2 separate regions of the Homo sapiens genome follow, and region 1 is linked to region 2. A link is an interaction called in ENCODE POLR2A ChIA-PET data of the cell type or tissue named here. Cell type or tissue: PC-9. All regions are shown on one strand. Links, peaks and the distances in the headings refer to the core of each region. The heading gives the core; the rest is flanking DNA. Region 1 overlaps EPC1 (enhancer of polycomb 1). Region 2 overlaps LOC107984219 (a long non-coding RNA gene).

Region 1 (5,379 bases), core at 318-5,317, 310 kb after region 2:
TTTAACAGGAAGAAAAGAGGCTCTAATGTTAAGGTTAATTAATTTTCCCCACCCAATTAACCCACCTGGAAAAAATCCAGTCAATAAGAACGGAGTTGTTTATGTTGATTTACTGTACAGAATGATGTCTGAGGAAAGACACTGTGTTATGCTACTTATGTTTGTCTATGGAGAGCTCAGTTCTAAAAAAAACAAACAAAAAAATGTTCATTTATTACCCCCCCAAAAAAGTGTGTGCAGTTTTTAAAAAGGAAACCTTTTTCTCTTTTTTGCCAATTAAAAAAAAAAAAAGCACATACAATCACAATACCTCTGATTTTAAAGGCGTCTTTAAGAAGCCTGTGATGTTTGAGTAAGAATTATTTTAAAACAAAAAAAGATTTATCATGCATCCCTGGCTACCAGGGAATCTATAAATCATGCACATTTCCTCAATCTAAAGTTTAATGTTTTCAAAATACTGTCACCTAATTTGTTGTTTAACTTCAGTTTGATAATTTAGTTAGAATATCACTTCAAGTTTTATACTTTTCACTTATATAACTCATGAAGAATCTTTCTTTATCCTCCAGGATATACTTTCTGCCTGGTACAACTAGAAAATTAGGTTAGGTACAAATTCTGCCATGTTTTGAATGGATCAGAAAATTGTGAAATAATATTCAAGAAAACCTAATAAGTTATTAGTATCTACACAGGTTCTTATACTTGAGTTGAACTAAGTTCTTGGGCTATAAGGGCAAAAAATGTTGGAAATTGGTTTTCTTATTTTCTGTGTGTGTTAAAATCTGTTTAGTTGATATCTTCCCTTTGATGAGCTCCTTTTCCTACTATGTTCGTAATTCACAAATCTGCAATCTGTAGAAAAGATTTTTATTGATAATAGAATGCTCCCTAAATATTGACATAAAAATAACTGTCAACATGATCATTTCCATATAAACAGAAATGTGTTATACCAAAACTTGAAGAAAATCTAAAAAAGTCAATGCTGCCCTCAAATAATTTCATAGTTAATATTTCTCATGTTTAAAAAAAATCCACGAAAATTATTTAAATGTAAGAATCCTTGACTCACTAGATACTTTTGCCAATATATTTGTGAGATTTACAGTTTAATTTCCTAAGTTTGAGTGTTTTGCCTAAGCCTTGGCTTTTCTAGTAGGGAATGCTCAGTAAATTTAAAAGCAAACAAACCATTTTTGGAAGGTCAGGTCATCACATATATAGAAAAACAATAATTTAGCATTCACTGAATGTCTATGTATTAAAGTCCATATATATGAAAGAAAGTATTCTTTTGTAGAACTTTGCTGGCGTGTGTGTTTAATTAAACATTTATCAATAGCTAATTAGAAATCAATGTGAATAAAGTCCAAATATTTTTGCCTTATTTAACATCTTAATCCTGAGTCTTTGAAGATCTTGTGAATTTCACTTCTTAACAACTGTTAACTTCTTCCTAATACAGACTTGGAAATAAAAATGCAATCAAGGCCAGGCGCGGTGGCGCACGCCTGTAATCCCAACACTTTGGGAGGCCGAGGTGGGTGGATCACGAGGTCAGGAGTTCGAGACCAGCCTGGGCAAGATGGTGAAACCCCGTCTCTATTAAAAATGCAAAAGTTGGCTGGGCGCGGTGGCTCACGCCTGTAATCCCAGCACTCTGGGAGGCCGAGGTGGGCAGATCATTAGGTCAGGAGATTGAGACCATCCTGGCTAACACAGTGAAACCCCATCTCTACCAAAAAAAAAAAACAAAAAAAAAATTAGCCGGGCGTGGTGGCACGTGCCTGTAGTCCCAGCTAGTTGGGAGGCTGAGGCAGGAGAATGGTGTGAACCCGGGAGGCGAAGCTTGCAGTGAGCCGAGATCGCGTCACTGCACTCCAGCCTGGATGACAGAGCAAGACTCCTTCTAAAAAAAAAAAAAGGAAAAAGCAAAAATTAGCTGGGTGTGGTAGTCCCAGCTACTCAGGGGGCTGAGGCAGGAGAATCGCTTGAACCCGGGAGGTGGAGGTTGCAGTTAGCTGATATCACACCATTGCACTCTAACCTGGGTGACAGAGTGAGACTCCGTCTCATAAAAAAAAAAAAATGCAATCAACATTTTAGATTACTATGTTAGCCTATTTGTTAGATATTGCTGTCTTCTACAGAGTCTAGTTATGAAATTTTTCCTGGACACTTTTGGCAAATAGTCTAGGAGAAATGCACAGAGCAACCCTTAAGCTGTAAGTGGTGGTAATAATAACTATGGTCTAGGGGCCAAAAGACCTTGACATTCTTAGTCCTCAGCTCTATCATAATTAGCTGAGTATTCCTGAGAAAGTAAATCTTTTGGGACTCTGTCTTCATCTAAAATGAGAAAGACAGGCTGGGCGCAGTGGCATACGCCTGTAATCCCAGCACTTTGTGATGCCGAGGCAGGTTGATCACCGGAGGTCAGGAATTTGAGACCACCCTGACCAACATGGTGAAACCCCGTCTCTACCAAAAATACAAAAACTTAGCCAGGCGTGGTGGCACATGCCTGTAATCCCAGCTACTCGGGAGGCTGAGGCACGAGAATCGCTCGAATCCAGGAGGCAGAGGTTGCAGTGAGCCGAGACCGCACCACTGCACTCTGGCCTGGGCCACAGAGCAAGACTTCATCTTAAAAATAAATACATAAATAAATAAAATGAGAATGAGATTAAATTAGGTGATCATTAAGGTCCTCTTCAGCTATGAGATGCTAAGGTTTTATATTCTTCTGAGAAATAAAGTTCAATTCCTAAAGAAGGTCCCAGTGTGAATGAGTAGAAAAACCTGTACCAAGGTAGTAAATATGGGCAAAAGAAATCTGAACCTCAGGTCATGATACCATTATAACCTGAAAGTCTAACCAAATGCTAAATGGAAATAAGACAAAAATGACCATGCTCACCCTCTCTAAATGTCTATGAATGGATTGAGATATCAAGGTAGAACATTTTTAGGTTGTATGTCTACCTCCTGATATGGTATGAGAATCAAGTTTGTAATTCCCACAAAGGTGGACAAGATGGTTGTTGTTGACAGATGACCAAACCTACAGTCAGAATCCTTTCACAAAACCAAAAAATTTTGAGGTCAGGAAGGACTCTTAGAGATTGTAGGATTTCTTCCTACAACCTCATCTAGAGATGAAGAAACTTCTGAGGTCACACATATGTAACAGTGGAAGGAAAAGAGAACCCCAAAGCAATGAGATTTTAAATTGAAAAATAGACAAAAATTCTTGGATTTAATATTTACAAGAAATCTATCTTCTGAGGTACCAACAATATGAATCAAGTGCTTAAAAAGCCCACACACATAGAGCACCTGACAAACAAGGGTCTACGCAAGGAGAATCCTATGTGTGGGACAGGATTAAAAGCTCCAAATATTTAACCAGGAACGGGATTAGGAAAGGAAGCATGATAGGACTTCAACTGGGTGAAGGCCATTATGATGCTGAAGGGGGAGCAAACTCACTCGGTATGCTTCCATGAGCAAACCAGGGACCTGCAGGTTTTAATTTAAGAAGGCAGTTTTTGGTTCAATACATAGACAAACTTTCTAACCAAGATCCTCAAACAACTCAATCTAGAAAGTTGTTGAATTTAGCTTCACTAGAAATACTTAGGCAGAAGTAGAAACTACCTTTGTTTTGGTAGCTTCTAAGTAACCAATTTTCTTGGGCAGAAATTTTTTTTTTGAGACAGGGTCTCACTCTGTTGCCTAAGCTGGAGTGCAGTGGTGTGATCTGGGCTCACTGCAGCCTTGACCTCCTTGGGCTCAACTGATCCTCCCACCTCAGCCTCCCAAGTAGCTCTAGCTCGGACTACAGGCGAGCATCACTATGCCTGGCTAATTTTTGTATTTTTTTGTAGAGATGGGTGTTTCACCATGTTGCTCAGGCTGGTCTTGAACTCCTTAGGCTCAAGCAATCCACCTGCTTTGGCCTCCCAAAGTGCTGGGATTACAGACATGAGCCACTGCGCCCGGCCTAAGACTCTCTGAGTCCATTTGTACTAAAGGGAAGCCATGGTATGGTACACCAGCAGCTGGAACAGCCTATAGTTCAGACTGCTGCTCTGTGCACTGCACTCTTATAGCTAAAGGTGATCAACTGAGATGATCAAAGGAGTGCAGCTGAGGGGAAAGTGATGGGTGCTAAGGAAACATTCAGCCGTGAAAGATGGAGTTTAGATTACCAAAATGTACACTTTTTTTTTTTGAGAGGGAGTCTCGCTCTGTTGCCCAGGCCTCCCGGGTTCAAGCGATTCTCCTGCCTCAGCCTCTCAAGTAGCTGGGATTACAGGCGTGTGCCACCACACCAGGCTAATTTTTGTATTTTTAGTAGAGACGGAGTTTTCGCCATGTTTGCCAGGCTGGTCTTGAACTCCTGCCCTCAAGTGATCCACCTGCCTTGGCCTCCCAAAGTGCTGGGATTATAGGCGTGAACCACAGCACCTAGCCCCTCAAAATGTATACTTTGGTTTTTTTTTGTTTTTTTTTTTTTGTTTTTTTTTTTTTTGAGACGGAGTCTCGCTCTGTCGCCCAGGCTGGAGTGCAGTGGCAGGATCTCGGCTCACTGCAAGCTCCGCCTCCCGGGTTCACGCCATTCTCCTGCCTCAGCCTCCCAAGTAGCTGGGACTACAGGCGCCCGCCACTACGCCCGTCTAATTTTTTGTATTTTTAGTAGAGACGGGGTTTCACCGTTTTAGCCGGGATGGTCTCGATCTCCTGACCTCGTTACTTTGTTTTTAATAACAAAACCAAAAGTAACCCCAAATGCCTAAAGACCCTGAATTAGAAATTTCTTTTAGTACACAGGCCAAACATTATTTTAATATAAAACAAAAGGTAAAATGATTCTTCAGGTAGTTATTAAAGTATGATCTCCTAATTAGTGAGATTGAGTTGACAGGGTTCACGAGCCTTATCAGCCATCTAGCAATCTAATTTGAAAACCAAAGTTTGTTTTAATTCATTTGTTGGCAAACTATGACCAGACCTGACCTCATCTGGCCGTGAATGACTGAACATGAGATTATTTGCAGTCAAATATTCCTCTTAGTGTGAATATTCTTGCATTTTATTATATGACTATAGAACTATTAATGTATTTTACTACAGGTGCTACTCCAGACTCTGCTACAGATGTTATATAATAATCCACCTTCTATAGTAAAAAAAATTCTGAGGCTGGGCGCAGTGGCTCACGCCTGTAATCCCAGCGTTTTGGGAGGCTGAGGCAGGCGGATCACAAGGTCAGGAGTTCGAGACTGCCTGGCCAATATGGTGAAACCCCGTCTCTACTAAAAAATACAAAAATTAGCCAGGCGTGGTGGCACGCACCTGTAGTCCCAG
Region 2 (5,379 bases), core at 182-5,181:
GCCCTCTTCTCCTTATTCTACTCTCAGTTATAAAAGACTGAGAAGGCTAATCTGAGGACCTTCTGCACAAGGTCACTAGTTCCAAGGCTAACTTTTGTAATTTCCTCCCAGTTCATTTTTAGACCCTCCTGCACAGGGTCACTGGTTCGAAGGCTGACTTTTGCAATTTCCTCCCAGTTCCTTTTTAGGCCAAACAGTATTACAAAGGAAAACTAGTTTTTTGTGTCAAGGTTGGTGGGAATCAAACTTTTCCCAGTTTGGGGGATGCATCCAAGGGGTGTGTCTTCTGGTATGGAGATGCAATTACCCGTTTGTGAAGAGAGAACAGAGGAGAAAAAAAGGGAAAGAGGAAAAAGAAGGCTTTTCGTCTACTTTCCTATTATCCTGAATGAGGCATCCCACGTGGTCCTTAGGGTTCCAGAATGAACCGGTCCTACCAAGTAGCCTTGGTTCCATCTTGTCACAATTACCTACTTGAGAAGAGAGGAGATACTAGAGTGAACCGTGGGCCCCCTGTTCATCCTTGGGGTTCTGGAATAACCGATCTTGCCATGTAACCCTAACCTTGCTTTCATCTCTGTTCTAACAGTAATCTGTTAGCCTGGGACCAACCTTCATCTCTGTCCTATGGGGCTCTTGCCCCTGCAGCCTTTGGCTCACCTATGTCCTTGTCTCCATGACCTTACAGTGACTCGCATTTGGAGCATTCTAGCAAAAAATGTGATTTTCTCTTTTCTCAGATTCCCATTTCCCATGTTCTTCCCTCCCGACTCCCTTTTAAATATGACCTTGAAGCACGTTGAGAAGGGTGTAGAAGTAATTAGAGAATGGAAGCTACAGGAGGAAGTGAGAGGAATACTCATGGAAAGCCTTCATATGCTTGCAAAAATAGCAGCCCTAACATTTATTTGCCCTCCTGTTTTGTTTTTTGTTTTGTTTTGTTTTGAGACAGAGTCTTGCTCTGTCGCCCAGACTGGAGTGCAGTGGTGTGATCTTGGCTCACTGCAACCTCCGCCTCCCGGGTTCAAGCAGTTCTTCTGCCTCAGCCTCCCAAATAGCTGGAATTACAGGTGTGCACCACTACACATGGCTAATTTTTGTATTTTTAGTAGAGACAGGGTTTCACCATGTTGGCCAGGCTGGTCCCGAACTCCTGACCTCGTGATCTGCCAGCCTCAGCCTCCCAAAGTGCTGGGATTACAGGTGTGAGCCACCGCGCCTGGCCCCATTTATTTGCCCTCTTGATGTAAAGTAGTAATCTCCGGAGGACTTGGGGCTTGGGGTAAGAACTTGCAAATGGCAAAGGAAGAATATCTTTTCCTCTCAGTGGAGTGCTAACTCAAAAAAGCCAATAGGTGGGATCCTTAAAGCGTCAGAGTGAGGCCCTATGCAGGTGGACAGACTACTTCAAAACCCACTGGAAAACTTGGCCCTGGGACATAACAGGAACAAAAAGCATGTGGTAAGTCAAGGAGCTGGCAGAGCTGGAGTTCCAATTAATGTCTGTCCTGGCCATGTGCCAGCAGACAGGGAAAGGGTTAGAGTCGTGGAAGCTGGTAGGGTAAGAACAAGTATAAATCTCGGGATATCTGCAAGGGAGCTCGTGTCTTTGCTGCCATGCAAACACAGTAAAAGCCACGGGCACACAAATAACAGGGAGTGTGTGTTTAAGAAGTCATGTGGCATGTGAAGTGAAAGCAAAGAGGCAGACTTGCCCCCAAGGCAGATGGTCCAGCAGGTGCACAAGGCCATTTCAAAACACACACACACATAAAAAAAAGAAGAATAGGCAGTGAGGGTTCTTAGTAAATTTTAGCTGAAAAAGAAGAAGAAACCTGACATTGTACAGTTTTAGGCTTTAGCCCTACCACTCTTGTGAGCCCCTTGTCCAGGAAAGCCATTAGTGCCTCAGCGTGAACCTCAAGGTACTTCCCACCCCTGTGAGCCACCAATCAGGGTGAGCTGAGCAATCAGCCCAGGGGAACAGAGTCACATATGGCCAAGAGGAATTGTTCTGGGGTTTGGTTAGTAAGCACGAGAGAAAAAGGAAGAAGAAAATTGTGTACGGAGGTTGAATGCCTCCAGGCAGAGAAGGCAGGGCATAGAGATGTCTTACCACAAGGGAACGTATCTGAGTCATGCAGCATCAAAGTATGTGAGCAGTGGAAGTTATCAGAATCAATTGGCACCAAAATATGTTAGTAGCAGAATGTATCCCAGTCATGGCACCAAATCGTGTTACTGGCGGCAAATCCTTATGGGTCTGCAGCAGCCTCAGTTCTTGCCTCCTCAGAAGAAAGAATTATAATTTTTTTTTTTTTTTTTTTTTTTTAGATAGAGTTTTGCTCTGTCACCCAGGCTGTAGTGCAGTGGCATGATCTTGGCTCCCTGCAACCTCTGCCTCCCAGGTTCAAGCGATTCTCCTGCCTCAGCCTCCCAAGTAGCTGAGATTACAGGCACCCATCACCATGCCTAGCTAATTTTTGTATTTTTAATAGAGACAGGCTTTCACCATGTTGGCCAGGCTGGTCTCAAACTCCTGACCTCGGGTGATCCACCTGCCTTGGCCTCCCAAAGTGCTGGGATTACAGACGTGAACCACCACACCCGGCCAAAAGAAAGGATTTGACTGAGGGGCAGAAGGCAGAAGGAGAGACTGGGGCAAGTTTTAGAGCAGGAGTGAAAGTTTATGAAAAAGCTTTAGAGCAGGAACAAAAGGAAGGAAATACACTTGAAAGAGGGCCAAGCAGGCAACTTGAAAGACAAGTACACAGTTTGACCTTTTGACTTGGGGTTTTATACATTGGTGTACTTTTGGGGTCTTACGTTCCTTTTCCCCTTATTCTTCCCTTGGGGTGGGCTGTCCACATGTGCAGTGGCCTGCAAGCACTTGGGAAATGAGCATGTGCAGTGTGTAGTGGAGTTGTACACATGCTCACTTGAGACATTCTTCCCTTACTAGTGGAATGTCCCTGGAAAGTCATATACCAGTTCATCTCTGATATTTTGCCTCTTAATATGCATGCTTGAGCCCACCCACTGAACTCCTGAGATCTTATTGGGAATCTGCTGATCACCAGTTTCAAGTGTTTCTATCTATTGGGAGACTGCCTTTCCCTGGTGCTCGCTGTGACCAATTACTATTTTAGAGAGACAGTGTGACAACTGCCTCCCAACACCTGATAGTCACCTGACATTCCTATCAGGGGAGTGCCCTCTCCTGCTCTGCTCATGCCTCACTAGCTATGTACTGTAACAGTATGTCAGGGGCCTTTGGTGGGACTCTGAGACTTGCTAGCTTCAGGTAAACCTCAGCACATTCCTAGCTGTGATGGCTATGAGATGAGACTCCTTCTGCTTTAGAGAAGCAGAGGGGAAAGTAAAGAGGACTTTGTCTTGCACCTTAGGTACCAGGTTGGCCGCAGAGGGATAGAGCAACAAGCAGGCTCTTGGAGTCCCTGATTCCAGAACTTGCCTCTTGGACAGCATTTCTGGACCTGCCTGGGGCCAGACGGGAGTTCACTGGTCTGAAGGGTGAGTCCCAGGCCAGGCAGCATTCACCATATGCTGATTGAAGAGCCCTTGAACCATAAGGGAACATCAGCAGTAGTCTGGCAGTACTCCTTGTGGGCCTGTGGTGGCACTGGCCGTGGGGTGAGGCTCCTCTCCTATTGGAAAGGGGAGGGAAGAGTGGGAAGGACTGCATCTTGTGGTTTGAGTGTCAGTTCAGTTGCAATACAGTAGAACACCAGGTAGACTTCTGAGGTTTTTGACTCTACTCCTTAGCTCCTGGATGGCATCTAGACCTGCCTGGGGACTGGGGGAACTTGCCACTCTGAAGGGAGAGACACAGGCCTGGCTGGCTTTCCCACATGCTGATTGTAGAGCCCCAGGCTGTGAGTGAACATAGGCCATAGCCACGGAATGGTTACAGCAGGCCTTAGGAAAGACTCAGTGCTGTGCTGGCTTTAGCTCTAATCCAGCACAGTCATACCTGATGGCCACAGAGGTGCTTGTATTAGTCCACCCCAAGCTTCAGATGGCTCAGAATAGAGAGACACTCTGCTTGTCTGGGAGAAAGTAAAGGGAGAGAACAAGAGTCTCTGCCTGGTAAATCTTATCCAAGAACATCAGGTAGTAACTCTACAAGTCTGCAAGAATCATAGTGTTACTGAACTTATATTGTCCCTAAAGCAGATACAGCTTAGATCACAGCACCCAAGTTCTTTCAATTATCTGGAAAGCCTTCCCAAGAAGCACGGGTACAAACAAGCTCAGACAGTGAAGACTGCAATAAATACCTAATTCTGCAATGCCCAGACACAAACAAACATCTGAAAGTATTAAGACAATCCAGGAAAATAGGCCCTCACCAAGTGAATGAAATAAGACACCAGGGGCCAATCCTGGAGAAACAGATATATGACCTTCCAGACAAAGAATTCAAAATAACTGTTTTGAGGAAACTCAAAGAAATTCAAGGTAACCCAGAGAAGGGATTCAGAATTCTATCAGATTAATTTAACAAAGAGATTGAGATAATTTAAAAGACTCAAGCAGAAATTCTGGAGCTGGGCCACGTGTGGTGGCTCATGCCTATAATCCCAGCACTTTGGGAGGCCAAGGCGGGCAGATCACTTTAGCCCAGGAGTTTGAGACCAGTCTGGGCAACGGGGTGAAACCCTGTCTCTACTAAAAATACAAAAATTAGCCAGGTATGGTGGCGGATGCCTGTAATCCTGGATACTCAGAAGGCTGAGGCGGGAAATTGCTTGAACCTGGTAGGCGGAGTTTGCAGTGAGCCGAGATTGCGCCACTGCACCCCAGCCTGGGCGACAGAGTAAATCCAGGATTTCCTCTCCAAGCAGTGAGTAAATGTCATCTATGTAAGTACTCGTTATTCCTGTTGTTGACTTGATTTACACAGAAAAAAAAATCGTACCTGAAAAATACATTTAAGATGAATTTGTAACTTGAGGAATAATATTGAGAATTTATTAAAGCTTTTAGCCCAATGTCTGTGTTTTTGATCTAGCTATTGTTTTACAATCATATAATCTTATGCACATGGACCCTGGAGCCAGACTGTGGCTCTTATCTAAATTTTACCACTTATTAGCTGAATGTCCTTGAGCAAGTTATGCAACCTCTCTGGCCACAGCTCCTCATCTTTAAAATAGAAATAATAAAATTACCTATCTTATAGGGTTGTTTGAGGATTAAATAATTTGTTTTGAACAGTGCCTGGCAGAGAGTAAATGCTATCTATGTAAGTAATCATTATTCCTGTTGACTTGATTTACATAGAAAAAAAATTGTACCTGAAAAATAAATTTAAAATTGATTTTTAACTTGAGGAAAAATATTGAGAATTTATTA

The links. ChIA-PET counts read pairs that join two places held together with the same protein. Peaks named below come from ENCODE experiments on the same cell type or tissue, not always from the same donor. Only the 100,000 strongest peaks of a DNase experiment are listed, where the experiment ranks them.
Region 1: POLR2A ChIA-PET joins it to region 2 with 15 read pairs; 2 of 35 experiments call an interaction of 5 or more read pairs at or near these places.

What each region holds. Positions count from the first base shown.
Region 1 is chr10:32,273,857-32,279,235 of GRCh38, forward strand. All of the region lies in intron 10 of EPC1 (enhancer of polycomb 1), which reads right to left. Among named protein-coding and RNA genes, the nearest start is that of EPC1, 71 kb to the right of the region's middle. In PC-9, for the core only: no CTCF peak of the experiment used is centred there; no DNase peak of the experiment used is centred there; H3K27ac peaks cover 339 bases.
Region 2 is chr10:31,959,857-31,965,235 of GRCh38, forward strand. The region is part of intron 2 of LOC107984219 (a long non-coding RNA gene); the gene reads left to right. Among named protein-coding and RNA genes, the nearest start is that of ARHGAP12, 34 kb to the left of the region's middle. In PC-9, for the core only: no CTCF peak of the experiment used is centred there; DNase peaks (open chromatin) are centred at 2,065, 3,105 and 3,915; H3K4me3 peaks cover 1,874 bases; H3K27ac peaks cover 4,446 bases.